4 separate regions of the Mus musculus genome follow, and all the other regions are linked to region 3. Evidence: chromatin loops called from intact Hi-C (ENCODE). Cell type or tissue: left cerebral cortex. All regions are shown on one strand.

Region 1 (8,000 bases), 61 kb after region 3:
TCAACTCATTCTTGGTGTCTAACAGAAATGTTTATATTTCTTATCCAAACTCTTGCTTCCAGCTTCTGATAACCTGCTCTTTACTTTTATGCAAATAATGTTTTTATACTCCAAAAATAGTGAGACCATGCAGTGTTTTTCTTTCTGTGTTTCTTTCACTTAACATAGTATCCTCCAAGTCCATTCACAGGATTCATTATTTCTCAATTTCTAGTCAGTGTTCCATTACGTATATGCTTCATAGTTGCGTTACTCATCCATCCATTGACTGACAGGGCCTTAAGTTAATTTTGTGGTATTACAACACAGTACCAAGTCACAGTAATTTATAGCAGTTGGGATGTATTGGTTCATGATACCTCGAGGTAGGACACCTAATATTAAGACACCAGCCCCTTGGATATCATCCCATGGTAGGTGGTAGATAATTATGATGGCAGGAGAGTGAGTAAATAGTAGCTCAGACTCCCCTTACCCACGTGCTAGAGGGCTTGATCTAGACTCACTCTGCCTACCTGGCCTAATTACTTTTAATCTGGCCCCTCTTCTCAGGAGTGTTGCAATGAGTATTAGATTCTAACACATACTTATGGAGAACACGTTCAAAGAATGTAGACAGGTTGAGTCTGTATCTTGGCTCATGTAATAATTGTTCACTGAACCTGGGAAAGTAGCTGTTCTTAGACATACAGACTTCATGTCTTTGAATATCTATGCCCTGTAATGAGATTGCTAGATCATACAGGTGTTCTATTTTTAATTTTCAAAGAGGCTCCATACAACTTTCCACAATAACTACACTAATTTGCATTCTCATCAACAGTGTTCAATGCTATTCCTTTTTCTGCATCATCTCCAACATTTACCTTTCAATTCTGTCATAATAGCCAACTTGATAGGCGCAAGATAATAGCTTATCGTGGTTTTAATTAGCATTTCTGTGGTGATTTGGGAATGTTGAACAGTTTTGGCTTCATGTTCATTTTGGGCTTTTGTATGTCTTCTTTGGAGAAACGTCTATTCAAGCCTTTTAAGAATTAGATGATTTCATTTCTTGCTGATTAGGTGTTTGTGTTCCCTCCGAGCACTTATAAACCAGATCAAGTAGCCCTCTGAAGAACGCATTTATGTAATCTATGTGGTAGCATTTTCTTGTTTTTTCTCTGTGTTGCTCTCTCTGCTGTGCCCCCTCCAGATTATAGGAAACTACATTGGTCAGATTCTGTTGCTTTCCCGTCCCTGGGTTAGAACATCAAGGTGATGTTGGAAAATGGATGACCAGAGGAGATGGTGACAAGATGGGGCAGACTGAGTCACCTCTTTGTAGTTCTGTTTCCTATTGGGCTCCAACCACTGTTTCTTTCTCAACTGGAAACTCTCCATGAGTTCATTTGCCTTTAGGTAGGCACTTCTGGGCTTATTCTCCCTTGTCCCAACACATGCAAGCCCCTGGGTAAGAGACATAATAATGCTCACATACATCTGTGCAATATGCAAAAATGAAAGACAAAAACATAGTGGATCTTTCTGTTTTGATAAATATATCTTCAAAATGCTATATTTAAAAAAAATAGTTGCTTCGGAATCCATGGAGTAAACAACAGCCTTCTCTTACTCATTAGGCAAGAGGGTGTGATGTGGCTACTTACCCTACTATTCATTCTACCAAAACTCTACTGTCTAGGAACTAGAAAAATTCCATGAATGGGACATAGCACTAAAGAACAGGCACCATATCTTTCTCTTCTCCCTGTAAACAGATAAGTCCTCTTATCCATCTCAAGGCTGTGTTTTGGGATGCTCTGGGAAGGGAGAAGATAGGACTAGGGAAACAGCGTGTTCAGGATATGGCACTACACCGTTCAAGTTGGGACAGAAGCATGATCTGCAAAGGAATAGTAGCATCTGTGTGTTTATGCTCTCCTGACCCACTTTCTTCTCCGGGGAAGAAACACAGCTGGGAAGAGCAGGGTAAGCATTTCTAAAGTTCTGATCCAGAGCTCTGGTTTTCGACTATCGCTGATTTTGAAGGTCTGTAGCATGGTGTGGTAATATCTTTCTGATTTTGCTAGTCTCTTGGTTCTATCTCTTCAGCTCTTCATTAATCTGTTGAACTAACTCCCTGTCTTAACGTCTCATTTTGAAACAACCAGAGACCTTCTACTCACCCTGACTATACTCCAATTAATGTAAATTCATTAAAGATATAGAACATAGATTGCAGAAACATTTCTATTCAGTCAGTTGCTTTCATATGAGCTAAAGCGAATAATCCACGTTATGAAGACAGATTCTGACGAATAACCTTTTCTGACATTCTAACACATGTGCATTTCAGAAGTCATTTTCCAAAAGGCATTGTGTATTTGGCTGTACCTAAATCTGCATATGGAGTTATAAGGTAAATAGGACAGATGGAGGAAAATAGAAGTGGGATATTTCAACATTCCATCCAGGCACAGGGGCAAGAGAGTGATGGTGATTCAACTAAATACTGTGTCTTACCCAATATAGAGCTTTTTGATGGCAAGCTGCAGCCTTGGGTCTTCTACAATCCACTCAAACACTTCCCACATTGGATCTCGTTCACATATCACTCTACCAAGGCAGTGCACTGCTAGCTCTTAAAATAAATCTTACACATATGGTTCTTATATAATGAAGACGAAACCTGTGCAGTGGGGCTGGAAATATTCACATTTGGTCTCTGGATAACGCTCAGGGAGAGATCCTGCCTGAGTTATGTAACGATTCAATTCCTAGGTTAGATTTGTTTGTTTGCATTTTCCTAGAAGGCAGAGGAATTTGATGTGCATCAGACTTTTGTGCCTTGCCATTTTCTGCTAAGAGATAAGATTTCATGGTTGAAGAGTCATGATTTCAGTAATAAAATCTTCAATTCTATGTTGATGACATAATGTGATATCGCCCTTTCTAATTCGTCGCTGGTAACATTGTTGCTAAGAGAAAAATCAAGCATCTATTTGGCATTGTTCTGCCACTTGCGTTGCTATGCTCGTAACTCTCCCACTGCAGCAAGTCTGCTCTGGCAGATGCTGCAGACGGCTGAGATTTGGCAGGAGAAAGAAAGGCAAAGTACTCATTGTCTGGTGTTACTAAAATCCGGAGCCAACTTTAAATTATCAATGTCAGTAAAGGCAAGGATCTCTTAAATCCAGAGCTCATCAATAAGTTATAATGGAAGAGGAGAAACAAGAAAGTAAAGTTTCATTTGACCAAACATTACTGTCTTTTCCCTGTATTTTTCTTTTTTGAGTTAAGATTTTCTAAGCTAGAAAAACAGATCAAGCCTTTCCAAGATCAGCACTGTGGCTGCTAGTGCTAGAATGAGGAACTTGGCTATCATTTTCTTTTCTTTTCTTTTCTTTTTTTTTTTTTTTTGAAATGGGTATATGTGACTGCCACTCACAATTTCTAAGTTGAAGTTATTTTCCTGGGTAACATAGCAAGAACAGAGAGAGAATGATTTTCCAACAGGGACAGGCCACTGGAGAGGAAAGGAAAGCAACCAGCCTCCTCCAAAGGCTGAACAAAGGATTGATCGTACTACCTAGGAACAATAATGCCAGGAACCTACCCAACTGAGGAACAGGAGACTCAGGACCAGTGCAGATGTCACTGATAGCATAGCTGTGTCCTGGGACCAGAAGTATCACGTGCAACCAGTGGGAAGCGAGTATTGCTCCTTTAGACTCTCACCAATGTGCGATTGATGAGATGTAATAATTCAACTTTACTTTGGATTACTTGATGCTGTCAGAGAAGAAAAGGAAGACAATGTAACTAACCCACAGTGCAACTGAGAGCTGTCACTTTTCTTTCCTTGTCTCCAATAGATTGTTCCTATCTAAATGTTGATATCTCCATTATTCATTTTTTAGACAAGATCAGCATATGCCTATGAATCAGTAAATTCTGTTAACTTTGGGGAAGGAGGAGAGATTATATGCATGCTGATAAACTGGTAATACCATAATTTCCTGAACAGAATGGTGTGCATCCCTTTCCAGTTGGTCTGTGTAGCTATGCTTTTTTTTTTTTTTTTCTTGAACTGGTACTTAAGCAACTAAGCATAGTTACCTATGTCAAACAGGAAACTCTTCCTTCATTCCTTCCTTCCTTCCTTCCTTCCTTCCTTCCTTCCTTCCTTTCTTTCTTTCTAACTATACATTTAATTGCTATCTTGACATTATGTTAGCTGTGACAGGAGACAGTGTTTACCCTATGAAAAATTCACCTTGTAAGAAGTATGGTAAGTCCTCCATTGGGTAAAACGTTTAGACCATCTATATCCTCCAATATCACCATAAGTATATATCTGTTCATATGATATATAGGCCTTAGGCCTTTTCATTTGTTTTGTTTTTTCCCTTGCTATAATTTCTTTTCTTTTTTAAAAAAAATTTTATTAGATATTTTCTTTATTTACATTTCAAATGTTATCTCCTTTCCTAGTTTCCCCTCCGAATATTCCCTATCCCCTACCCCCTCCCTGCTCCCCAGCCCACCCACTCTCATTCCTGGTCCTGGCATTACCATACACTGGGACATAGAGCCTTCACAGGACCAAGGGCCTCTTCTCCCATTGATGACCGACTAGGCCATCCTCTGCTACATATACAGCTAGAGTCACAAGTTCCACCATGTGTTTTCTTTGATTGGTAGTATAGTTCCAAGGAGCTCTGGGGTACTGGTTAGTGCATATTGATGTTCCTCCTATGGGACTTCAGTCACCTTCAACTCCCTAGGTATTTCTCTAGCTCCTTCATTGGGGACCTTGTGCTCTGTCCAGTGGATAACTGTGAGCATCCACTTCTGTATTTGCCAGGCATTGGCAGAGCCTCACAGGAGACAGCTATATCAGGCTCCTGTCAGCAGGCTCTTGTTAGCATCTGCCTAGTGACTGGGTTTGGTTGATGTTGATGGGATGGATCCCCAAGTGAGGCAGTCTCTGGATGGCTGTTCCTTTAGTCTCTGCTCCAAACTTTGTCTCTGTAAGTCCTTCCATGGGTATTTTGTTCTCCCTTCTAAAAATCCCTAAAAAGGATTCTGAGATTCTGGGCTAATATCCACTTATCAGTGGGTGCATATCATGTGAGGAAACTTTTTTTTTTTATAAAACTCAGGGTAGCCAAGATGTTAGATATTCAAAGAGACATAGGGTTGTTGTTAACAGCGGTTACAAGTAAGATTACAGTGAGAACTTCAAGGGATTGAATACCTCCTGTGGATGGGCATTTCCTGGCATGCTGCACCCCAACAGGGCACTCTGCAGCGTTTCTATTTCACCTCTTCTTATGTACTCACTCCATCTTCACTTCTGTATCTCACTGATCCTCATCTCTCAAATGTTCGCTTTCAGACTCGGCAACATACTTCCCATGTTAATATGAATTTATTCTTCCTTGGAAGTAATTATAACCCTCCACATGTCAAAAAATTATGGGACAGAGTGCTGTTCAGCTTGAGTCGTGTTCCAGCACATGAGGCGATAAAAACGCTTTATCTGAACAGTACTCCATGTAAAATAGATATTTGTGTTCTCACTTGAATTCTTCAGAAGCAGATGGCCACTTTCTTAGTAATAAAAATAATTCTCCTCACTTAAAAGACTTTTATTGGAAAATATATTCACTGGAATTGTGTCATATTGTCACCATACCATTCCTGTGGGTAAGACAGAGCTTATAAGATGGAGTTTCATGTAGTTTTTATCAGGAAGGAACAAACCAACATCTGTACTTGGAATCACCTTCAGGACACCTCCTGAAACCTCAGGTTTCTTAATAGGATGAGAATTGATTTGTTTATTGGCATTTTCCTGTGTGAAAATGTATTGCTGTTTTTTATGGAACATATTAAAGTGGATGTCAACAAGGTAATATCAAAGCTGACATTCCAGCTGGACTTTCCTGCCATGTGTGGATAAACTCTCATCTTTTTCACACTTTTTTTTTCAGAAGCAAATGTGGGATGCTTGATGGAGCAGTGTATTAATAGCTGAACTGTGGGGTTTTGTGAGCAACTGTAGGTCCTAGGAGCTCTGTCAGTGTGGTAAAAGCTGGCAGCTTGACTTTTATTTCTAGCAGAGATAGCCACTTATACATATTATGTATTAGGAGTAAGACACACACACACATCATATACATGTATATGTGTCATATAAACATATATGTATGCATGTATATATGTATGTATGTGTGCGTGTGTGTGTATATACATATACATATACATATACTTTACATATACATATACATATACATATACATATACATATACATATACATATACATATACATATACATACATATACATATACGCGCAGTAAGTGCTCAGCAAATAAAAATATAAGAATGTGAGAAGAGAATACTTGCCAAAAGGTGACTTGAACCATACAACTTGAACCAAGAAGGCTCTCAGTTGATAGGTTAGATTTTCATTGCTGTGACAAAGTATCCATGATAAGTCATTTAATAGGAAGTACTGATTCTTGCGGTTTTGGAAGTGTAAGTTCCTGGTCAACTGACTTCCTCACTTTCACCTGAGGCAAGCAAGAGCACCATGGCAGAAAGGACATGAGGGAACAAAGCTACTCCAGCATGGAAGTCAGGAAACAAAGAGAAAGGCAGAAGACACATTCTCAAGAGAAACACCTAGTAACATATTTCCTTCCACTATGTGTTGTCTCCAATGACCCACTTCCTTTCCATTATGCGCTATACCTTAGCTTCCACCACCTTCCAATATTGCCATGAAGTTATAAGTTTGTCAACGGATTAACCACTGATTGACATTCAAAATCATGTTGATCCAATCATGCCCCAGAGTCCGTGCAGGGTAACCAAGCATTTATTTAACACATAAACCGTTGGAGTCATTTTATAATCAAGCTATAATTATTGGTAATTTGGAGCCTTCCTGGGATGAAAGAGGTAGCCAAATAAATCAATAATTAAGTGTATCTGGCCTTTAACTCATAATAGAAAGTTAAGTTTTGCTTGCTATGTCTATTTTTAAACAAGAAGTATACATTCAAATTAGTTTTCTCTCAAATGACATTATTTTGTCTACCAATTTCTGTCATTAGTTTGTCTCCTACTATAGCAACAATTAGAAGAACTTGGTCTTACAGGAGAGATAGCTCATAGGTTGAATTCCTGTTCTACTACCTACTGAGTGTTTTACCTTTGTCCTTGTTCTCTGGAAGAATGTGTTCTCATGCTCTTCAGGAATTACTGTGGGAGTAACTGTACCCTTATTAAAAATGACAAGGAAAACTTCTTACTTCAGTGAAGGGAGAGAGAGACTTGCCATAGGGGTGGGATATTAGACACAACTTTTCTGAGACAAAAACACTGGAGGATTTTTGAAGGCTGAAGAGAGGGCTAGTGGAATACTTGATGGTGAGAGCGGTCAGTGCAAGTGGCCGTCTATATTTGCTAATAATGAGACTCTACCACTCGGCAGAGACTTGGAGCATCTGCAGCAGATTGGTGAATACCTTTCAAAGTGAAGGCCTACCAGTCCTTGAGAAGGACATGTCTTGTTGGTAGAAGGCTTCCATCTCGAAGATGCACAAGTAGATTTTACAGGTGCACATTTTCTAAAACTAGACACTGTCGCTTAAGGGAAGCTGTGCTCTGGAATCAAAAGAAACCCATTGCAAGGTTGTCTAGTGGAAAAGAGAATGAATATTCAGGTTATCCTTCCCTTTTGATGTGTCTGGTTGGTGATTCCTCATACTCTATTCCTATCTTACGCAGGGTGTCTGGTCAGCTGACCACAGATTGCCCAATCTCTTTGGATTCCATCTCAAAATACAAAATTTCCTTTCCTTTTTTTCTCTCTATTTTAATCTGTCTTAACACATTAACAGGCATTATCTGTCTCACAAGTGATTGACCTATCTCTAAAGAACCTTCTGTGTCAGAAAGGGCAGGGGGAAAGTGCCTTGTATTACTTAAGAGTCTGAGATTTTG
Region 2 (8,000 bases), 120 kb after region 3:
TATTGATCACAAAATAGTATGTACAGCCCAGACACTAATGTTTTCTACCTAATCAAATTGTATCTAGTAGAACAAGCAGATATTTCCTGCTTTTGCTGATTAGAATTCATTTGGATTGAACAGATAAGAACACATACTATTTACTATTCTCCTCATTGCTATGGAAATGAAACTACACAAGAGTTATGAAACCTTTGAAATAGTTCCCGTTGCTAGGAAACCACTTTCTTGGTCCCTGCACATTCTTCTCATCTCTGTCTCTGGCTGTGCCAGACTCTAAGACAATCTTACAGCTTGATGTCAGATGGGGAAAATAACAAGCTTGTGCTACAAAATAAGCTACAATAAAACCCTGCCGCTAAGTAGAAGAGAAAAGGGTGCTTAAAATTTGAGCCCTATGTGGATGATCTTGTCATGCCTGCCTGTACATCCTGTGGCCGTTCCACAATATTAGTGTCAGAGCCTGGGTTCTCTCCTCTCTCTCTCCCAAGCTCTAGCATGAAGGTCAGGCTGTACCAAATAAGGCCTCAAGTGTTCATTCAACCCTGTGAAGCAATTTTTTCAGGAAAAATTTTAAAATGAACATAGATAGTGTGGCTCCCTCCCTCCCTCTTCTCTCTTCCCCTCATATCAGAGTTCTAGTTAGAGCCTTAGGTGGCCTTGGTTACAGTTACTTGATCCAAATGGTATCTGAAAAATGGTGAATGTATTTTCCAGCATTAGTAAGTAGCCAAATGTGGAGAGGATTCGGGGCTTGATTGGAACACTTTTCTTGGAAGGCAGACACTTAGCACATGGATTAGGAGACAATTGAATCATGCATTACCACCGTCCTGCTTCTCAGACCGGATGGAAAATGCCAAAAGAAAATCATTTGAAGATTTCATTGTTTTGTTTTGTTTTTAGTAAAACAAAGCATGTGCCTTAAAGTAGGAGAATGACAAGGAGCAACAAAATAAGCCTTGGCAGGAAGCGTGGAATTGACACAGCCTAGGAGACCATGCTGTTAGTCCTACCACCATCTCACCCCACTCTGCATCCAGCTTCTTGGGCCAGGATGTGTAAATTTTGCAGCTTCTAGGTTAGGCTTTCCCAGGATGCCCCAATCCCAATTATACAAGGAACATCTGCATCCTTCTCTGTCTTCATCCGTTTGTGTGTCCAGGTGCACAAGAGGTTAATGAAGCTGTGAAATCTAGCTGAAGAGGAGGCTTCCGTGAACAAGTTCAGACATAGGGAGCCTAAGACACAACTTGATACCCTGCCATGCCTGCCAGGGAGCACCCAACTGTGATTTATGGTTCCTCTAAATTCCTCCAGTCACATTTCCTTCCAGCTGCCCCCAACTTTGGGGATCAGCATCATGCCGCTGTGTCCGGTGAGCAGAGGCTCTGGACACTGGCAGCTTGACAGGCAGCTCCCACTTCCCTCCTCTTCGATCCTCAAATTCTCGCCTTCCAGCTCTGTTATACTAGTATAGGGAGCCAACGTGTTCTGACTAAAGGGATAAGATGAAAACATATCTAGTTATTCCCTTTTTAAATGTCTTTTTTTTTTCCTATTCATTCTTTGGCTTGAAAAAGTTCAATCTTTGTTCAGCACATTTGAAAAGATAGAACCAGAGTGGTGGTGTCCTGGAATGAGGAGGAGTTTTAGGCAAGAGACATGGTTTTATCTTCAAGTCTGTCACCTATCTCGATCTAAGCATGAGCTTGCTCTTCTATGCATCACCGCAAACCTGTCTGCCTCAGAGGCCATGGTTCTAGGCTGGAATGAGAGCCTTCTGTGAAGGTGTAAGGCATGGTGTCTAGCATCTCTTCTCTCCACCCCTCACATTTGCACACGAAAGGAACGCTGCTACATTTTTCAGACCGTGTGTTTGAAAGATCATCTAAAGAAGTTTCCGTGTGCCCCAAAGAGGGACATTAAAAAAACTAATTTGTAGGTCAAAAGCATAGGAATTTCAGTTAGCAGTTGGTATATCCCCCAGCACTACGGAAACCCAGTAAAGGTGTATCAGGGCTGGAATCTGAGAATGTACTCTGAACCTGGCATTGCATAGCAGACAACAAAACTTCCTTTTTGTTTGCTTGTTTTATTTCATGAGGAGAAAGTCCAGTAATTATTTTTTAAATGTGAAATCCCTTGTATTAGTTAAGTCAATTGCATAGTGTTGATAAAACTAAGACATTTATTCATTAATGATTAAATATAAAATAGAATATTATGTTGAAAATATCTGTGCCATTTTTTCAAGAATGAAACAACAGATGAGACTGTAGACATAAGACTTAAGAAAACACATAGAATATATATGTGTGTGTGTATGTATGTATATCCACAAAAATAATAACAATTTAGTACAAGGTTAAAACTTGACTTAAAATGATCTTGGGAGTTCACAAGAATTCATGAAGAGTAGCTCGAGGTAACACTGTCTTATTTTCTAAGAGGTGAAGATTTGGTCTGAGCAGTTGAGCAGCTAAATGCAGAGCCTGTTTCAAACTGTGCAAGTCTTCCCTGCGAGGCTTGTGGGGTTTGTAACACGGCCAATGGTGCTGGATGCTCCTCCCCTGCAACTTCTAAATCTGGCATGGACTTTGCACAGTGACTCTCTGCCAGCTGTCTCTGGAGTGAAGACCAATTGAGAAGCCCTCAGCTTGCTGCTGCTGAGAAAACCCAAATGCTGCACTCGGTGAGGGAGAGACAGGAGGAAGACATTCCCCTGCAAACTGTTAAGAACTAAGATTTCATCCAGGAGAAAGACTAATTCCTTTCTAGGCACTTTTCTCCAACATAATATTCTTATTGATTATTTAGAAAATTCACATCATGTACACTCATTTCCCAATGTTCCTAGGTCCTTCTCCCACCCTTGTGGACCCCTTCCTCCCAAAAGAAAAAGAACACACACACAGACACAGACACAGACACAGACACAGACACAGACACAGACACACAGACACAGACACAGACACAGACACAGACACAGACACAGACACAGACACAGACACAGACACAGACACAGACACAGACACACAGACACAGACACAGACACAGACACAGACACAGACACAGACACAGACACAGACACAGACACAGACACAGACACGCACGCACGCATGCGCGCGCGCGCGAGCGAGCATGCATGCATGTATGTATTTTGTGTTTCCCATATACTCACTTGAGCATGGTCAAACTCTCAGTAGCCAGCCCTTTCAAGGAAACTGAGTCCTTCCCTATCTGCATCCCCACCAGAAACCCTTGATTGTGGAGAGCGAGCATCTTTCTCATGTTTTTATCACACCCGCCTTTGAGAGTTTCCTTTTCAGACTGTCACTCTATTGAGGGGTGGAGATGAGGCTAAGGCTTGTCACAGAAGACTTCTATATCCTTTTTCAACTGTGAGTCTCCAGTCACTGATACCACTGCAAAACGAGCCGCCCCTAGCTGTGGTTTGGAACTTAAATACACACAGCGCTGATAGCTATCACTGTATTCTTAAAGATGTCTCTGTCTATCTCCTTCTCTTGATTTCACTACAGACTATCAGACTCCCTTAACGTCCCCTAAATATTTTATAGTTAGTTATATATCTGTTCCTTGCTATTCTATCTTACCTTTAGGCCTATCTGATCATCACTTAGAATGACAGACCTATTTCAGAATATTTCACAGAGAAGACATTTTATAATCTAGATAAGAAGTGTGACATAATTAATGTTAAATATTTCATTGTTCCCCCACGGATTCATTTAAAAATTGGGTTTACCAGCTTCCAAAGAGGGTTTGAAATTTAATTTCACAGGAGCTCAGATTTGTAATGATAATATCTAATAATAAACTTTAAATAAAACTGTTAAGTAAGAAATTGGTTTTCATTAATAGTAAACCAAGGACATTTACTGCCTAGCCTTATAAATATAACATTGACATAGGAAATTCAGGGGGACTTTAATTTTAGTATGGCATAGAATGACCTATTTGTTTTCTCTTTGCTATTTATTTTTGTTTCTCTAGAACTTGAATTTCAAACGATTTCTGTTTTTCATGGGTATAATTTATATTCATTCACTAAGGATAAAACCCCCTGTTTACCTGCTAGAAAATTCAATTATCAAAATGTTTGCAAGTGACTAGAACCTTGTTCAGATACTATCTTCCCTTAAGCTCCTCTGTGGTAAGGAGATGAGCCCTGTGCATCTTGTCTCATCATTTCCTCCCACAGTGTTGAGCAAATATTTAATGCCAATCCATTTAGATAGCCTCCGTGTGTTTTTAGATTAAAAAAAAAAAAAAGCAAATAAAGCATTTGGAATCAAATAAAATTTCCCCTCAAATCCTTATGAATGAGAATTCTCCACTAAAAATGTCTTCGAATCTAATTCTTTAAAACCTTAAAATGACCTTAAACACAGTGGAAAATTTGGGTGTTTTTCTGTCTTCTACCTCTGTAAGATTACATTGACTGATAAAGCTGATGTCACTCTCCAGGGTAGACTTGCCCTTAACCCACTGTCATGTTTGGAAGTTTTTCAGTTAAGGTATTGATTTTTATGTGGTCTAAGTGTATGTTTTGAGAGAGAGAGAGAGAGAGAGAGAGAGAGAGAGAGAGAGAGAGAGAGAGAGAGAGAGATTTTGTAACTATATCAATCCACCAGACGATAATTTGGAAGAGAAATTTACAGATTTTGCTTTTCCTTATTTTAATATCAGCCACTAAATCTTTGACAACTATTTGACAATGGCTTTGAAATCAAGAACACTTAGTGAGGACCAGTGAAATTGGTGCTTAATATTGCTACTGTCAGTGGAGACACACAGCCCTCTTCCTTTGAAGGAGATAAGAAACAGTTTGTTCTAGAGCCAAATATAACTGACCAGGGACCAGGAACACATATTTAGGTCAGCCAAAATTCCATGTTCCAACACGGTAACCCTTTGATGATGTTCTTATCATAACAAAATATAGTTATCCATCAAAGCACCTCCCAATTAGAAACATGAAGAAGACAGTGATAGTGAAATAGGGGATTCCCTGATACAGCTGACATGAGGACCTTCATTCCCACTGCAGTGTTTTAGGTTTTGTGTATGCTGGTATTCAGAAAGAGCTTTGAAAGAAATCTTCTCTTAACAAACTCCCAAAAGGCAATGATCCTAATGTTTATTTTCCTTTATAAGTTGTTCTTTAATTATTGTTACACCTTGTAAAAACAGATTTTTAGCATAGACCTGCTTTTCTGACAATGGCTTATAGGATATTTTTTTTAAAAAAAGAAAAACAATAATTCGTTTAGCTCATTCAGACTTATGAATAAGCGAAAAATAATGAGAACCCGGCAAACACTGAACTCATTGCCAATTTTCTATTGTTGCTGTGTCCTTTTATAATCTACAATGACTCCTTGATCTAAAAAGGAATTTCCCAGAGATATTTAGGATGAGAGAGGCATTGCTCCGTCCCAGGCTTGTCTGCTTCGCTGAGAGAAACTGAATGATTCGCTTCTCCTGTTCATCTGGGTCTTCGCAAAAAGGAATCAGAATAGATTTCAGGGCAGCTGGACTCTCATTGTGTTGAGCCAAGAAATGTATCTGGGAACCGATCATTCTTTTGGAAGAATCTGAGATTAGCAATATTAGCATCATAGAATAGAAGTGATCAGAAGACACCTGCTCTCAGTCCCACTTCACAGAAATTGACTGCACCACAAGGCAAGAAAACCTAGGTAGGGAGAAGGCATCGGGCAGATCTCATTATCGGGCTGGCAGGGTAGTTTGTGGTAGCGACTACTCAGGTCCATATCCCAGATCCTAATTGCAATTTGGGGAGAGTATTGATGACTCAAAACTATGTAGGAGGGAGACAAAAAGACAAATTCATGGACCCAGGTCTTGATCCGTTCTGTTCTGTTTGGTTTACATTTGTTTGTTCCCTGGCCAACATATGTGTTATACGCATCTCACAGCCAAACTGAGACAGGAGGTTATAGAGCTGTGCTTTTCAAAAGCAAAGATCCATACGTGCTTACCCTGTCGTCTCTATAATAATGCTTCCCTATAGGGAAAACACAACATCAGCTATGTTTCTGATAACAATAGAACAGATTGTAATAGATGAGAAGGAGACTATCAAACACATGAAGTCAGATGAAGGATTTTTAAAAAAATGACTTGACCATAGATTTTGGATAAGTAGCCCCCTATGAACAAATTTATCAAGAACTTATGAGAGGCCTAAGGGGCCACTGGAAGAAGGATGTGTGTTCTGGTGCTGAAGTGTCGTGGAAAAGGAAAACAATCAGTGCTCTTTGCCTCTATTGAGATTTTGTAGTACCACAATTAAAGTAGAGTTCTCAGAAATCTCTTATGCTATGTTCATGCTGCATCCAGAACCGCATAGGATGTTAAGGAAGGACTGATCTATATAACCAATTCCAGGCTAGCCAGGGATAGATAATGAGGCCTATCTCAAAAACAAACAGGTAAACCAACAGGTAACAAAGTGAGTCTTCTACCATACCAGCAAAGGAAGTGTTTTCTCATAATTGATGGCCAATATGGACAGTCTCTAGTTATTATTGAGAAAAATGAAAATTAATGTTTTTTTTTTCCTCCCCACAGGTTCAAGATGCATTTAGATGCCGGTTGAGAAACTGCCAGGATCCAATCAATGCTGATTCTTCAAGTTCTTTTCCTAATGGACATGCTCAAATCATGGTGAGCTTTTATTTTCCTTCTGGTTGATAAATAAAGTCATGGTTTCTCAAGAATATATATAATAAACTCCTTGTTAATAAAATAGTATAAAGTTACAAGTTCTCCTTAGGTCATTATGGCTAATACATTGGGAACTGGAGAGAGGACTTAGTGCTTAAAAGGCCTTGTTGCCTTTTCAAAGGACCTAAGCTCAGTTTCCAGCACCTGTATCCACAGCTCATGATTGCTCATAACTCTTGCTCCAAGGATTTAATCCCCTCCTCTGGCTGCCTGTGTTCCCCCCATGCCTGGATGGGGACTCACAGACACGCACATGCACACACGCACTTAATAAAACAAACTTTTGAATTCGGTAAAGACTTGGTACTTTGATGACCACTGACTGTTCTTCTTGGATTGCCTTTGAATCAAGGGTCTGCTGTTGGTAGCGATGAGTGTTTAGAATGGTGTCTCAGACAACAGTGAGGAGTATTTTCATCTAGTCTAGAATTCAAGATAATGATTTTTACACAGAAGCACTGTGGACTTTCACATTTAGTGTTTTTTGTTTTGTTCTTTGTGTGTGTGTGTGTCTGTATGTGTGTCTGTGTGTGTGTTGTGCTTTTTCTCTTTCTCTCTCTTTTTAGTAATTTTTAATAGTTTTATAAAACAGGTTTTGATTATGCTTCCTACCCCAACTTGGACTTACTTGAATATTAGAATCCACAGAGGAGCTGCAACTCAGATTTGTTAATTATGAATATGTACAGGTAGCCCCAAGTAATGGTGTTTTCCCCATATAGCCTAAAGAAAGCACCAGGGGAATAAAACATAAGAAAGGGCACCTGCCCAGTGACATGTCCAGATTGTACATGAGCCCAGAGTACCACTGGGGTCACTGCTGCTGTAGGCACAAGTACACTGTCAGACTTTACAAATGAGATAAAATTGCTATCATCAAAACAGAGTTGGGAGTTGCTGTGCATGCCTGGAATGTCAGCGCTGTGAGGCAGAGCTAAGAGGAACCCCAGCTCAAGAGCACACTGTGAACTACCTATCATGAACCCATCTCAACACAAAACAGAACATCAGACAGCCAAACAACACCAACAGAACGGAGATGGAATAGGAATGAGTTTTCTGAAGCATAACTGGCCTAGTATTAACATTTGTGTTTGGACTAGGAAACATAAAAAGCAGTATGTTAGCAGGTAAAGAATGAGAAATAGTAACCAATTCCTTTTAAAATTCAGATAGCCCTAAAAGTCTCTAAGGTATTGATGGAGGGCTGACCAGGTGAT
Region 3 (8,000 bases):
GATTTAGTTTTAAAAGATAACTTGGCATGCTTGAGTGATGTCATGGAAGGCTTACAAAATTCTGAAGTGGCCAACACTCTGGGGTTTCTTTGTTTTGTTTTCATTAAGATAGGGCATAATTTTTACCTAATCATTCCCAAATATAGTGTGTCCTTTCTTGATATCATCCCATGAATATTCAAAAGGGACTGCTTATAGACTCCAAAAAGGGATAGTGTAAACTGTACTCTGTAGCTTAAGTTGGAAGTCCAAGTGTGAGAGACAAACCCTCACTGATATGAAACGGACTATATGCACATTTAAGCCAGTGACCTCAGGCATTAAAAACTGTTACAGGCAAAATCAAAGGTACATAGAAACTAACACTAATCCATGTGAGGTTTCCCCTTCAAGTTTTAGAGTCACTTTTTAACACATATAGTAACTTGGCTAAAATATTTAACTACACTCACACATACAGGTTTCCTAGCTGGAGAGTTTCCATGCCTGGGGGGAGGGGAGGTGACAATTGGTGCATTCTATACAGAGCACGTGTAAGGATAATAAAGTTGATTGGTTGAGCCTTGCAGCTCGCCCTTTTCCTCTCTGTCTACAGAGTAGTTCAGCAGGGGGGCGGGGGCGGGGGGGGGTGACAGGGTTCTCCCCCATCACCACCAGCTCTACTAACGAGACGTAGGTTGATACCATTTTTATTGTTCTGCTGGGGTGGGAAAGAAACCATATGCTTTAGCATTTTAAATGGCTACACCAAAGAGAAAACTGAACCAGACCCCCTCCCCCATCCTGCTGGACTTTGGGGTGGGTTTATTCTAAATATTCGGTGGACTTGGAATTAGCTTAATGTTTCTGTGCTTGGACAAAGAGGCAGTTGAGGGCAAGTAATATTAAGGGGCTTTAGAAGAGCGTTCGAATAAGTGAAGTGTGGAGTGGGAGCTTAATCTGAAGCCCACCCCTCCCTGGATACCAGGCAAAGGCAGTGAGAGTCGGAACCAGCTGATACCTCTTCCCGTTTCCAGGGTGAAATTTTCACAGCAGCTAATTCTAAAGGGAAGAAAAATCCCTTACCAGCAGCGGGGAAGATCATATCACCCAACCCAAGCTATGTAACCTTTTAGGCAGGCTTTTCAGAGAAATCCGCATTTTAAAAGACAGCATTCACGGTCCAAACCACGGGCCTGGAATCAGAGCTGGTATGAAAATATGAAAAGCCTCTTTACACTCTGAGTGTTTGAAACGATCCGATGAGCATAGCAAGTGTCTGCCAACGCTCGGCGGCTGCTGGTGCCGCTGCCGCCGCCGCTGTTTCTCGCAGAGGGCTGGACAGAGCTAGTCCTGATTTCAGCACCTCCGGCGCTGGACAGCTCTCTGCACGCCGCACCACCGCCTGCTTGCTTTTTTCCCACTCTCGCTTTGCATTACTGGAGATGCATCTAAATTACGTCCTGTTCAACAACAAGTAGATTTTTTTTTTCCTGTACGGGAATTACAGTAGGCGATTCTCTCAATTAAACTGCATTTTCTTCTTTACGGACTTGGCTGTCAGGCGTATTTATCCCGATCTCCCCTCCACCCCCTTTGCAGGAACGAGTCTTTGGGAACGTGGTCCACCCAGGGATGTAAAACTGTGCTTACCGATGCATCCCATACGAAATGCTTATGTGATCGGCTCTCTACCTTCGCCATTTTGGCTCAGCAACCTAGAGAAATAGTAAGTAACAAAGGGAAAACACGGCTTTAATGCAAAGGCAGGGACATTGTGGCGAGTGTTTCTCCAGGGAACTGCATTTCAAAGGGGGAAATAGAAAAGGTTGCAGGGTGGCAAAATCGGGTTGTTCTCCTCAGCTACAGTAGCTTGGCGAATTGAATTCTAGTTGGTGTGCGATAACTAAATCCTACTCAATTTTATGTCTTATAACTTGGCATTTCTGTAGTATAGTTTTGGAGATCTACTCTGATATCAGTAATATTCTGCAAACTTTCAAATAAAAATAATTGCCAACTCAAGGTTTATTTTAAAACTGGAATGCTGTTCTAGGGGAAATTGTGACAATGCTGTTAGGAGTAGAAAGAAGACCCCAGCCACTAGAGCTGAACACATTGCAGATCTGCATTGGATATTTCCAGCACAGGTTTTCTGAGGGTGTCCTTGGATACATGTGTATTTTTAAATCGAATTAAGTTTTCATGGAGACATGGTTGTTTGGAACTGTAAAATCATTCCTTAAAAGCATGTAGATTTTTGCAAAGGAAGAAAGAAAAGAAAAATTAGTTTCTGAAAGAAAGAGCTGTACAGAGCAGTCTAAGAGAAAAATAATGTTCTCACCAAATGTATTTTGAGAAAATTTTACAGAAAATTAAAATAATGACAAATAGATACTCTGATATATAAGACTTTCTGCCTGAATCTGGCCTAAAAGTATCACTACTTTTGCTTATTTTAATGATACGTATACCTAATAATTTGATACAAATTTTGTGACACAGTTAACCATACAGTGTATTGCTTCAAACTTCTAATATAAAAATTTATGAAAACCAACTGAATTCATTAGTTATGGTCATGCTACTGTCTAAGAAAGGAAGAAGCTATTTGGACCAGTGGGTATTAGTACTGTTTATATATGTTTTTAAAGATATAAGCTTATTTTTCAAGGTCATGGTTTTAGGGACTGATAGTGGCACTATGCAAATTATCTCCACATACTTTGTTCATAGGGGGAAATATAATTGAAGGGCTTAAGCATAGCATCCTATTTTCTTCTGTATACTTGGAAGCCAAGCAAGTGAAATTTCATGTGAGAATTCTTGACTCAGAACAAAGTTGTCAAAAGTCAGAAAGTTTCAGATTTTTCAGTAACTGTGCACCAGATTTGGGTAACATAAGGATTTATAAATGGGAGTAGCAAGATAAATCTCACCAAGAATCATATGGAGAAATAACTAAACTGTACTTAGTTAAAAAAAAAAACCAAATGAACATGCTGCTTCAGATTTCACTCAAAGTCTCACCTATGAGTGATGATTACGTTATAGCTTGGGGTCTTGGAGACAACTCTAAGTGATGGGCTGTAACCAAGCATTTGAAACTCTAAGGCTTTCTTACTTCACAGTGTGAGGGAAGGGGGAGCTAGTCCTTGTAGAGCTTCAGGATGTGTGAACTGAGTGTTCTGTGGTTAAGTATCTGGTAACTATAACAACTATCTGTGCTATTCCTGAGTGATCACTTACTTTCTCTGAGTCTAGAATTTTATTTTTTGTTCATGTAAATTTTCTTTTTCTTTTCTTCCCCCCCCCTCAACTTACAGGTCATGGAATCCTCTGGTACCCCCTCAGTTACCCTCATAGTAGGCAGTGGCCTCTCCTGCCTGGCCTTGATAACTCTAGCAGTTGTGTACGCAGCACTATGGAGGTATGTAATTAGTGGGTAGACCTGAGGTAAAGAACTCAGTTTCTCTGCATTAGAACAGTGATTGTAAGAACAAATGTCTACTGTCTTCATCATATATGAGAACCAGAATTTTTATAACAGAATTAAGATTTCTGTGCTAGAACTGGAACACATGAACCATATTTATCTAATCTTCTGTCTTTTATTTGTCTGTGATAAAGATTAATAAACAAAACACGCATGCATACTTTTCTTCTAGAACATGACTGTAGACTTTGATGAGTTCACATGTAAACACAACTCTCTTCTCTCTTAAGTTTCTTCTCTGTGTGGATTATGTTTATATCAGCTGCTGTTGAACCTCAGAACTTAATTGGTACACTTGCAATCCTCTCTCTACAGGAATAGGGTATCAAGTTCTCAAGTGCCAAGCATGCTTTGTGTGAGCCTGGTCCAAGGAGTAAAGTCTTCTCTTATGTGAAAAGCAATAACAAAATTTCTAAGTTCTCTACAAAAGGTCACTTACTTCAGTGTTTGCCATGAGTCAGATTTTTGACAAGTTTGATAAAGAACATCATAAAAATATGAAAGGGGAATGTTTGGAAATTTTTCTTCTCCTATGTATTCAATTGCATCTATTTAATAATCTGTAGAGATTTAATATTTTTCTAGATAACTTCTTTGGCATTTCTTAGGATGCTAGTAAGAACTTGGCCTGTGACATTTAGTGTCTACTCACGCATTGACAATGTATATGTGTAATATGGCCAAACTTTTTAATGGATTTTATAATAATTTAACAGTTAAACATTTTATAACCATTGTCAATATTAATATGGTCTAAAATGTAATATTACATTAGTATGCAGATAATTACCTATTGTTTCCAGAATTTTTGATATATTTAACATTGTAAGAGCTGATGTGCCTAACTCAAAGTATTTTATACTTACTTAGGGTTTTATACGATCAGTAGAAATACTAAAAATCAATTACTGTTTAACAAGGAATATTTATTTAGATTAATGTTGACATTTAAATAAAATATTACTATCCTTTATGGTTTTCACTCTTTTAAAAGAGTTAATTGTGAAAGATATTTAAAGTATCAAGAATATTAAGTTTTTTATGCTTTGTGAAAAAGGAAAATATGTGTACAATGTGACCCAGGTACATGAAAGAAGTTCTGCATGCTTGTGGTGATATTGTCCGGCAGGATAATACTTATAGAGTGGCCACACTGATACAGGAAGAGAGGAAATAGAAAAATACCTAATGTAGATATGATACTGTAGAAAACACAAGATTCTATATTCAAGAGTCAATCAGTCTGTTGTCCTGTAAGAAGGAACTGACAGGCTTGGAAGAATACCATTTCCTAAATTGTATAAATGACATGTCTTTTTTTAAAATAAATGAAGGAATTTTCTAAAATACTAGGTAATTATAGTTGATATCCTCATAATTGATACCCATTGGAGTCTTTAGAAATAAATTCCATTTTTAGCAATTTCTATTCAGGTACCATTTCCACCTTCTGCTACACGCCTCCCCCACCCTCCCTGCCCACCCCCATACACTTAGAATAACCAATGTAAATATATGATATATTTGTTTATCCACATGAAGTTTTCTAAACTTCAGAAAATGCAGCATAGTCACTTACTAAAACAGAATTCTAGGAATTTCTGAAATCATTAAAGAATCTATTAAAACCTGTCCTGAAGTTGAGAATTACAGAAATGAGTACCAGGAAACAGCACAAATCTGGATTTCTAAGAATTAAGTGGTCATCCCTCCATCATCCATCCATAAGACAAGTGAAATAATAATTACAACTTGAAAGAAGTATCAAGACTCATGCATTTCTTTTTTTAAAAAAAATGATTCTATTTATTGTTATATGTAAGTACACTGTAGCTGTCCTCAGACACAACAGAAGAGGGCATCGATCTCATTGTGGGTGGTTGTGAGCCACCATGTGGTTGCTGGGATTTGAACTCAGGACCTTTGGAAGAGCAGCCAGTGCTTTACCTGCTGAGCCATCTCACCAGCCCCAACTCATGCATTTCTAAATGGATCTTGTAGCGTCATTCATTTAAAATACCTTATAAAGACCAAGTACATCCTAAAACATTTGATTCAGCTGTAAGAGTGTTGAGATCCTCCTGTCTTTTACTCTAATGAAAACATTTAGGATTAAAGTATTTCTAGTGGTTTCTAAAATGTATTAGCATGTGATTTACTTTATAGACAACATGCTATTTTGAATTTTGTAGCTGTTCCATGTGGTTATTTTTTATTTTATAATTATATTCATGTACAGAAAACAGTGTACATTTAACCCAATTTAGCGACGAGTTCTTTAGCCTTTGCCCTTTCCAGCTTGGCAATGTGAGCCACAGACTGAGGACCCAGGACGTTGCCTCTCCAGTGGTGACGGATCTCGTCATATCTGTCATTATAATTGGTCCTAATAGCTTTCAGCAGCTTAGCCAGAGCACCCTTGTCTTCCAAGTTAACCAGGGTGAAGGCAACAGTGGTGCATGTCTTCCTGTGGACCAGACGCCCAAGCCTGGTCTTTCCCTGATGATACAGTAGGGCACGTCCATCTTTCTACACAGACCAGGCAGGAAAACCACCAGCTCAATGGGTTCTTCATCATGGGCAATCACCACCAGCTGAGCCTTCTTGTTCTCCACCAAGGTGGTGACTGTATTGACTCCTGCTCGGAGGACAGGTGGTCTCTTAGTTGGGACTCTTAGCCTTTGCCAGCTGCTTTCTTCTCAGCACTGGTTAAGGGCAGGAGGTACTTTGAGCCGCTTATAGAGGATGGCTCTTTGCAGCTGCAGCCTGATGTAGCAGAGCCATTCGACAAAGCATGTTAGATCTCTTTACGGAAGGATTGACCACCTTTTTGACCTCCTGTTTCTTGATGACGCCGGGGCGGTGCGGGGATGCGGGGCCACCTTCTTCCCCTTGGCCTTCTTTCCTTTGCGCATCTTGCTCGACTGGTGGAGAGAGCTCCATGTAGTTATTAAAAATATTCCCTAAAAATTGAGAGGGCTCTAAGTGTGGCTCAGTCTCTGTGTTTGCCTTTAATTTGTGATACTCAGGTTCAATTCTCAGAGACATTGCTTTCATTGCTGTTAACACTATTGGTAATCGTGATAAAGTTGATTATTATGAAGATAGTTATGACAATAATAATATAGCAAGCTGTTTTCTCTCTCTCTCTCTCTCTCTCTCCATACAACAAGGAGAAATATACTGTTACATCAAAAAGCACTTCACTATGGACTCTCAATCAATTTAATGCCAGAAATAGTTGACAATTTTTTTCAATACAGAATGCTATACAATGATGTTGAATGTAGTGACATTTCTTAGCAGTATTTAATGCAACAATGACTCAGGCTTGTTGAGAAAAGGAAACATCTCAGTAGTGCTCAGGGCAGCCAGTTGATCTTTTATTACTATGTCTTGTTGGTTTTCTACTTACAAACAGAAACTGTCACTGAAATCCTAGTGACAAGATATATGTTCCTACTATTATGGAATCCATTAACATCAGAATAGATTTATAGATTCTATCCACAAAAAGGAACAGCATGGTATTTGCTGATACCTTTACCACTTCAGTAGGAATAGCACATGCTTAGCTATTCAGAATACATGAGACAGGTCCAACAACTCCTGAAGCCACTTAATGCTGTCAGCCTAACTTAGTTCAGTTTGGGTTTATTTTATGAAGAAAATTTCTCTTACATTATGACACCTAATATTTGTGTTTTGGTGTTATTTTTTGTTTTTATTTTGCTTTAATTTCTGGAGTATGTGGTTGCTGCCTACATACTATTCAAAGATATAATGAGGAGAGAGAAAGAACTTTGTCTCAAATAGTATCTCCAGATGTTGGGTTTCTCCATCAAACATTGCTCAGAAAATCCTGTGTCTGCTAAAAAAATGAGAGCCCAAGTTATAGTGGAAATGGAGGAGGCTAACCACACCACAAGGACAAGGTCTCCTTACAGTTATTGTTATCCAGTCATTAGTGCAGAATACATACAGTTAGGCAAAATAGCTGCTACCCTTTCAGGGCAAACAGCTGGTGGAACATTTGATTCTGAACAGCTTTCACTGTTACTTACCTTAGTGCACTGTACAATCCTATAATGTGATGTATAAACACTTCTTCCTAAGGGTAAAATATGGCGGTCCCCAAGAATGTTCCCGTCTAATGGTAGGAGGTCATTTCAGGAGTACGTTCATTGTTATTTATAAAGACTTCTGTTACTTTCTTTTCTCAAAAGAGATACTCAAGGAAATAAGAAAAGCCTAGCTACATAAAAATGCTTGAGTAGCTATTGATGTTCACGTTATCACAAAAAATAATATATTCTTCTAGTATACAGGAGAGTTGTAGGACTTTCCTGTTAGGCCTTAGCATTTCTATTGGCTTATATAGACGTTATAAATGTACATATACATATGTAAAAAGGTGATTATAATAATTGATGTAATTCCAAGAAATTTTATATATCCAGGACAAGCAAATGCATTGTTCTCACATATGTTCAACTTAGGCTCTGTAAATTATGACATATTATAA
Region 4 (8,000 bases), 140 kb after region 3:
TTCTGCTGGATATGGAGTACAGAGCACTCTGCATAATGGTTCCCCAATATTTTAGTGATGATGTCACTGCAGTGGTGCTTCCCTCGTGTCTGGCATTAGGATCGAATTACATGAAAAGCCTTTGAAGATGATAGTAAGGAGTACTTCAGATGTAAGGCTGTATTGTGATCATATCATTGGTATCACACTTGGAATGTCTTTGAAGAAGCTTAAATACTGCTAAATCAATAGTCAAGAACGTACACAGAATGTTATAGTCTCACTTAGGAACCAGGAAGCACTGTCACAAACAGAAAACATCAAAAATTGACCCCATGCAGAAACCACATTTCATTTTGTACATATAATCTATAATTTCTCATGTTGGCCTGGTAAAAGGAAAACTTTCCCATTATTGCTTTGTTTTTGTTCCTGGATTAGAGAATCTTATCTTTTATGCAGACATACAAACAAAATTAGCTCGAATAAAAGCCATTTCAGATAATTAATTATTCCCAGACTCCATTGCCACAGCTATTTTTAATGGATTTGTTATCAAAGCTCTTCTCCCTGTGAGTGAGTCCATTGCTCATCCTATAATAGAAACTTTTAATGGCATTCATATTGCCATTCATTAGTCAGTGAAATTCATTACTTGCTGTGATTCTTCTAGTGTCTTGTCCAGTTTAATTTTCAGTGACACAAATAATGACATAGTCCCTCTGAGAAATTATTCATTATTGTACAAGAGTTGTGTGTGGAAGCCCCTTTGGGCACATATGCAATAAGTGGCCCTCTCAGTAGCCTGGGACCATGACCATGGCACGTTTCCTCACTATTAAATCATCCTAAAGAATTTCTCCCTTCTATCAGTAAAAGATATGGCTTCCTCATAAATTGTTTTGATTCTCTTAGCTGCCAACTTGCCTACTTGGAGTGGTTTTCTTTATATCTTTAGGTTGGTTGGTTATTCAAATTCTCCCAGGCTATTCTTTAAAGCAATAACAATAAAACAAAAGCCACATTGGTTTGAATTCTGGGGCTATCATATTACACTCCTTCAAGCATTAACTGAGAATTTTGGAGAACTGCACACTATTGTGATAGATTCTCTGCCAAATGCTGGAGCTCTGTAGCTAAGAAGGGACTAGAGATGTGGAGGTGTGGGTGACAAAGAGGGGATAGACAGACAGACCTTTTAGAGATCAAATAGGCAACCCATCAGTGGATTTAATATGTAAGGCGAGGGATGCACACAAAGGAGGGACAATTCTAAGCCTCTGTCTTGGCTGATGAGTTATTAACTGTCAGTGATGAGAAAGACCACGTAAAAGGGGATATTTGCATATTGAAAGGTGGGAATAAAGCCTAAGGGATAAGCCATGTAATCCATGAAACCATATAGGATGGAGTAGACCTCAGCAGCTACACGTTTAGAAAGAATGGGCATTCACCGGCAGCAACAGAGGTTTCAAAAGGAGCCGCAGTGAATGAAAGGAGGGAGAGGAGGGGCAAGAAAAAGGCAGAGCTTTAATGAGGAAGTGATTAACTTTCTACAGCTTCTGAGAGGCCAGAGAGAGGAGGGTGGAAAATTGACCTTGCTGTTTGTCCAAATGGAGCTCATTAGAGGCCTTTGACAAGAATTTTAATGGAGTATTAAGAGCATAATGCAATTGGGATGAGTTCTTAGTGGAGTATTGCAAAAACGAAGCTGCAAAGGGAAGAAAGACGTCTTTTAAGTACTGCACAGGAAAGGAGGGTGTGTTTCAACTTACCTGGAAGTGAAGGCTACATAGACAGAATGGTTTATGTCTTCACACACACACACACACACACACACACAAATCAACATCACATTGGATTGTTTTAATTTTACATGTAGCATTTCTTAAAACTTACCCAACTATTTGTGAAGAAAAAAATCAAGAAGCTTAGTTGATTCTCATTGTTTAAATCTTTGGTCAGAGCTGAGGGCGTGTCTCAGTCAGGAATGAGCTTGCATTGAGGGTGTGAGGACTTCATTTCAGCCCCTTGATCCTTGATCAGGTGTAGTGTCACCTGTGTATAACCCCAATACTGGGAAGATAGAAACAGACAAGGTCCTGGAGCTCTGCCCAACCATACTCGGTGAAATCTAGACCAGGGACAGACCCCGGTCCCCCCAAACAAACAAACAAGCAAACAAGTAAACCAAATGACACACGGTAGCTGAGGGACAGCTGAGGCCCTCTAGCCTCCACATACATGCGTACACACCCAGAAGCCTGTGTATACACATGTGAACACACATGCAAAACAAGCAAACACTGTCTTTATTTCTAAGCACTTTTTATGCCTTACAGTGGCCTTCTACAAGGCCCAGAAGAACATTTGAATAAACACGTAAGTGGGTCACAGTCTCAGCAAACTCTAGCCTCAAAAGACTTCCCAGAACATCTCATGGATATGCACACAGGGTAGACACAGGCAAAATCAAAATGCATTGGGATCTTTCTGATATCCCACTTTGTACTACGAGCATCTGACACGTAAGACAAACTGAACTTCTCAGTAACAAGAGTCACATCTGTTTGTTATCGTAGCATTGCCTCATTATCTATTTGAATAAGCATTTTGTTTTTGTTTTGTTTTTACAAAACACAGATTTTCTGAGAAATAACGACCATCAAATTGGCTTTTTTTTCTTCTTCTTCAAAATATAATTAGCCTGAAATGGTTAGTCCGTTTGACCTTGCTTTATTCTTCTAACATATTTCAGTACCACTACTGTGAAATGCGGACTACCACGGCCATCTAGTATTATCTTGCTGAGTTCCAGAACAGCATGCTGCAGACATCTTGTTTGTAAAATATTATCCTACATATTGGAGCTGGTGAGATCTTATGTAGAAAGCACTGGACTCTGAACCAGACCTGAGTTTTTATCACAGTTCACTTACTTACCTCCCGGGTGACTTGGTCAAATTATTTTTAACTTCTCTGGCTCTTAGTTACATTCATTCATAAAATGACACCGTTTTCCCAACCATCTGAAGTCTGGTTAGTATGTTCAAATGTGAAAACACTTTATTAGGTGCACATAGATTGGAATACTCAGTATTGTGGGGAAGTAGCCATACATACCTACCCCTACCACACACACACACACATTTGATTTGATTGCTTGACACATTTTCCATGCTATCTGATCTTTAAACCTCCATGATTTATTTTGTAGCCATCTCCACCACACCCCATCACCAGGTTTTGATTAAAATTTTCTCATTCCTTCATCTAATCCTTGTAGCCTGCCAGCCCTGCTATGCCCTTTGGTAGCATCTAATTTTAACGAAATTACATGGGAGAGAAAGAAAAATGTTGCACATCGACATAGGCGTTGGAATCTGTTGCTGGGGCTCTTTGGGTTCCCATACTTTCTTCTTGCTCCTATAACATAAAGCTTTTTGGCACCGTGTATGCATCCAAATCCTCAATTCCTAGGCAGCACTGCCTTGTGATCCAAAACAAATGCAGCAACATATGGTCGTTTTCACCTTTGGCAACAGAGAGCCCCTCGGTGCATAGAGCAGAAGGCTCTCTCTGTCTTCAAGCTGACTGAACCATTTTTGCAAGATTCCATCAGTTACGTTTCAGATGAAGAAACAAAAGCTCATGACTAATGTTTTATAATAATTGCTTTTAACTAAATGTGTCCATGCTTAGATTTTTCTTAACACATATTTATTAAAGAAAAAAAGGAAAAGAAAAAGCTTTGCTGAACCACAGTGCCAAGAAGGCTGGGTGTGCATGGGAGAGAAGAATGGGAGCGCTGACGTTCAGTCTAGCAGAATGCTGCACAGTGCGAGGCGGAGCCAGGTTTATTTGGATGTGTTCTTTCATTGCTGCCTCTTCCAGGATGTCACCAGGACAAAGGCAGCACGCTGTTGGAGACAAGGAGAACACAAGAGGGCATCATGTTTAGTTTCCACTTCCACAAGGCGTTCCCGATTTCCTCTCTCTCCTCAGTATTCCATCAAGCCTGGATTTCTGGTGCTCAGCAGTTTCACCACAATGAGATTATGTCAGAAGTGTCCCGGGTCCTCCTTAAGTCCTTCTGTCTGCTGAAAACATGTTCCGAGATTAGGCTGCACAGGAGGTCCTGGTTTTATAATGACAATTTTAGCTCTAGCTGCAGGAAAGTCATATTTTTTTAATAACACTCATAACAGTCATAATGGCAACTAGATCTGCCATAAATCTGCAGTCGAAACCCTGAGAAGCCAGTGATGTTAAGGTTGTCGATATTGAGCTGGGAGTTGGGAGGTGGGGGTGGGGGGACAAAACATGATCTGGCCAGAAAGACTGTACGTTCCCTTAGGTTCCCTCCCCAACTCCCTCAGGGAGGGGCAGGGGGGAGTCTACTTAAAGAAAAAGCACAGCAGAAATTTTCTTTGTTCTCTAAAACTGTGGAGATCTTTTTATAAATTTACAGGCATCTCCCTCTCCACCTCATCCATTTTAAGAATCGGTGGCTTCCTGGAGCAGATGCTAAAAATACCATCTCCATACTGATATCATGAAAGTCCCATTATCACATGAGCTCACATCCACTTTGTTTTAATCATACTTCCTGATTGTATCAAGCCCACTGACTAATTACTTTATTTCATCAATGCACGTGTACCTATAACTAGATTTGGGTGTTTAACAGATTTAGAGTCTGAGAGAAACACTGTGAGACAGTGTGTTGGGGTGTAGAATATCTGTTGCTTGACTAAATAGGAATTAAAGACAAAAACAAGCAAACAAACAAAAAAATGTTCACTTCCTAAGAACTAGCAACAAGAAGCGTTTTGGCAGGAGATGACCTAATTTTGAGAAATTTGTACAAGACTGACATATAAACATCAGAGCATAACCAGACGGGCAGGCAGGGTTTGCTTGACATCAAGTGTGGTTTTTAGAACACTGGAAGCTGAAGCAAGAAGCCCCTAAATTCTGAGAACAGCCTGAGCTACAAAGCAAGAGCATATTTAAAAATAATCTGGGTGTCTGTTGGGGGACGTCTAAAAGTACAGAGGTTATTTTCCCAATTTTACGTTTAGTCCTCCACGTCTGCAAAGTGGTTTTTGTTAAAACTGGAACCATTTCCGGATTGAATGAAAATACATTTCACTGAAAACGAGCATTAGTACCCAAAGTTAAAAAAAAAAAAATGTAATATCCTCTACCTTTAAGTGAAGTTCGAGGTGAAAATGGAAACATACTGATGGAATATTTTCAAGTCAGAAAAATAATCTTAATGGAATCATATAACAGGGTTATTAATAATACTGGGATTATTTTCATTGAATGTAATGATGTCCATTGGTTTAAGTGACTAAACATAACTTTATTGTTTTTCTCCTTCCTCTAAAAACAAACTCACAGAGAAGAAAATCGCGGTATTCTGACCTTGACTTTGAGGTGAGTTCCTATGTATTACTTTGTAAATTTAATTATTGAATTCAAGATCGCTTTATAACTGCTCAAACGTAGCACTGTATGGAGCTCTAAAACGAGGATCCTTACTGTTCCCACGACTGGAAGAAAATGATTTAGAGTTGTGATGACTCCTCCAAGGAAATGCTCAACTGACGTTTTCTAGTCAAGGAAAGACCTACTTTATGACTGTTAGCAGTAGATAACTTATAGTGGAATCGAATCAGTCCATTCAAGTCAGTGGACGTGGGAATGCCAATTTCCTAAGTTTTTTTTTTTTGTTTTTTTAACCTAAGTCATTTTTTTCCAGTTTTACTACAGGAATGACCTGTAGAAATCCCAAGGGGATGCCTTGGCGGGTAGGCAAGTCCACGTCTGCGGCTCGCTCACTTGTCTTGTACTGTGGTTCCTGTCCTTAGGGTCTCGGGTGTACATTTGGCAGCATTTTCCCAGTAGCTAGTATTGGTGTAATGTGTGCCTGTGTTTGCTAAATGTCTTTTCACAGATATAAACAAGATGAAGATTTTCATTTTCTAATTTGCATTGAATTTATATTGATGCTGGTATTGGTACTGGAAGTCACAAAAATGATACTGTCTAAGCAGCTTACGCTTAAGTACAAAATTAATGATCTTTAAGTATCACATAAATGCACTTATGCGGCTTGGTAATTGGATGAGATTCATAGCCTGCTGACATAATTGGGCATAATATAGGATAAATTTCTCCAACATATCTGTACCCTTGTGATGCATACATAGAACACAATAGTCTAAACAGATATTCCTGAAATTATAGAGGCCTCCTGGTACATGGAAACTTCTGACTAAATCATTCCATTTGTGTAAGTGAATGTACTGTTCTACAATGTACAATGCATATCAATGTGAAACTTGGTAATTTTATCTAATATGAAGGTGAAGGATGGGCTCATGCTAAGAGTCCAAGGGAAATGGGTTTGTTTAGTAGTAACTCAGGCTCTATGCTACAAAATAATTATCAAGAGTCCAGCATCAGTGCTTAAATCACAAATATCTGGGCAACCTCATTGTCACCACAAAGCTTGGAATTTACATTTCATTGATGTCTAACTTTTTAAAAACAAAACAACCAAATCCGTCAAAAAAAAATTAAAACTATTTAGCAAACTTCACATCGCTGTTGATGTCCTTTAAGAAACAAATAATGTTTTAATCCTTTAGGTATCCAAAGAATAAAGGATCAAACTGTATCTGTTTTTATGTGTCATGTGCAACATGAACTTTCTTGTGACCACCTAAAATAAGTTTTGTGTATGTGTTGTGTGCGTGTTTGTGTGTGTGTGTGCACGCTCATAGGTGTTCATGTGCATAGCCTTGAAAGCAACAATCTGTTCTGTTATCACAAAAGAATGAACATACAAATTAACCCACTAGGCCTCAGTGAGGAAATATAGTAAAAACCTAGATCTTAAACTAAGCCTCACTACAAACAAGTTATTAATAGCAAAATTAAACATAGAAAAGAAACCATAGAACCTGGGAAGTGGATCTTGGGGAGTTTAAGGCCAGCCTGGACCACATAGCAATTTCCAGGCTGGCCGGAGTTCCGTGGTAAGAACAGGCACTAGGAAGAAAGCAAATCGCACTGTGTCACTGAGAAGGCTAGAAGAAATGTGTTCCTTTTCCCAGCTAGTCTCTATGGCAACCGCTAGCAGCTTCCCTGAGCAGATGCTAGACCTCGCATTCCACACATAGAACCACAATGTTAAAGATATCTGTTGGTGGAGAATAGTTACAACATAGGAGCTGCGTAATTTCCTTACCTCTTTAACCGCCGTAGTTCTCACTGGAATACTGTAGAAATTGAAGTTTTGGGGAGAAACACTGAAACAATACTTCTCCCCTATTAATAGCTTCGTGTTACTCCCTTTTTAATACATGTACAATTACAGGGACTGACAAGTTCTGTTTCAAAAAAATTTTTTTTAAAAATTAATGCTATCACACTAACACAACATGTAATTGTAATTTTGGATTGTCAAGCCAATTCCCCACCTGCTTTCTAAATGTGGACTCAACTAGTTGACTTTATGTGAAGCTCCATGCTACCCTTCTCACTGAGAGGGCTTTTTATATAATGATCACCTTACATAGTTTACCCTTACCAGGCTGCCCTGTGGACTCCTGAACGCGTCATTTTATCAAACTTTCAGCCTTACACACTACCCAAGGCTCCTATCCAATTCTAACATTTCATTAATTCTTTTGCCTTAAACCATGAGGATTTCAAATAAACAGACAAGCAAACAAGTTTGGGTTGAACACTGTCACATTGAGACCTAATTATTGTGTGAAGATTAAAATAATAACTTTTTAAAAAATTAGTCATTACTACAGCTGGAGGAAAAGTCCTTTCCGAATGATAGCATTTATGATAGGCCTGTATTCCTGGCCAAATAAAGCAAAAGGTAGACAGACTAGCTGTAAAGTGGAGAAATGCTAATTCTTACTCTCTGGAAAGTATAAAAAAATATGGTAATGCTATCTCTATGTTATGTGACAAGATGTCCTCCTCAGTGT

What was found. Hi-C counts contacts between places; a loop is a spot of excess contacts. Peaks named below come from ENCODE experiments on the same cell type or tissue, not always from the same donor. Only the 100,000 strongest peaks of a DNase experiment are listed, where the experiment ranks them.
Region 1: a loop joins it to region 3, with 4 times the contacts of the local background. A loop is called at or near these places in 5 of 42 quality-filtered maps.
Region 2: it touches region 3 in a loop (2.3-fold over the local background); 3 of 42 quality-filtered maps call a loop at or near these places.
Region 4: a loop joins it to region 3, with 3 times the contacts of the local background. A loop is called at or near these places in 3 of 42 quality-filtered maps.

What each region holds. Positions count from the first base shown.
Region 1 is chr1:25,161,225-25,169,224 of GRCm38, reverse strand. All of the region lies in intron 19 of Adgrb3 (adhesion G protein-coupled receptor B3), which reads left to right. Among named protein-coding and RNA genes, the nearest start is that of Gm20172, 110 kb to the left of the region's middle. In left cerebral cortex, no CTCF peak of the experiment used is centred here; DNase peaks (open chromatin) are centred at 1,916, 2,600, 3,010 and 5,449; H3K4me3 peaks cover 330 bases; H3K27ac peaks cover 4,194 bases.
Region 2 is chr1:25,100,153-25,108,152 of GRCm38, reverse strand. Adgrb3 (adhesion G protein-coupled receptor B3) reads left to right here. Exons shown (of 31, transcript NM_175642.4): 26 at 6,625-6,720. Among named protein-coding and RNA genes, the nearest start is that of Gm29414, 77 kb to the right of the region's middle. In left cerebral cortex, no CTCF peak of the experiment used is centred here; DNase peaks (open chromatin) are centred at 256, 2,598 and 3,315; H3K27ac peaks cover 3,777 bases.
Region 3 is chr1:25,222,129-25,230,128 of GRCm38, reverse strand. It overlaps Adgrb3 (adhesion G protein-coupled receptor B3), which reads left to right. Exons shown (of 31, transcript NM_175642.4): 17 at 1,582-1,708; 18 at 3,306-3,409. Among named protein-coding and RNA genes, the nearest start is that of Gm20172, 52 kb to the left of the region's middle. In left cerebral cortex, CTCF peaks have their summits at 1,827 and 3,113; DNase peaks (open chromatin) are centred at 692, 1,325, 2,066, 3,149 and 1 more place; H3K4me3 peaks cover 3,472 bases; H3K27ac peaks cover 2,296 bases.
Region 4 is chr1:25,081,668-25,089,667 of GRCm38, reverse strand. Adgrb3 (adhesion G protein-coupled receptor B3) reads left to right here. Exons shown (of 31, transcript NM_175642.4): 29 at 5,389-5,424. Among named protein-coding and RNA genes, the nearest start is that of Gm29414, 58 kb to the right of the region's middle. In left cerebral cortex, a CTCF peak has its summit at 3,890 (motif pointing right); DNase peaks (open chromatin) are centred at 3,487, 3,830, 4,506 and 7,122; H3K27ac peaks cover 3,496 bases.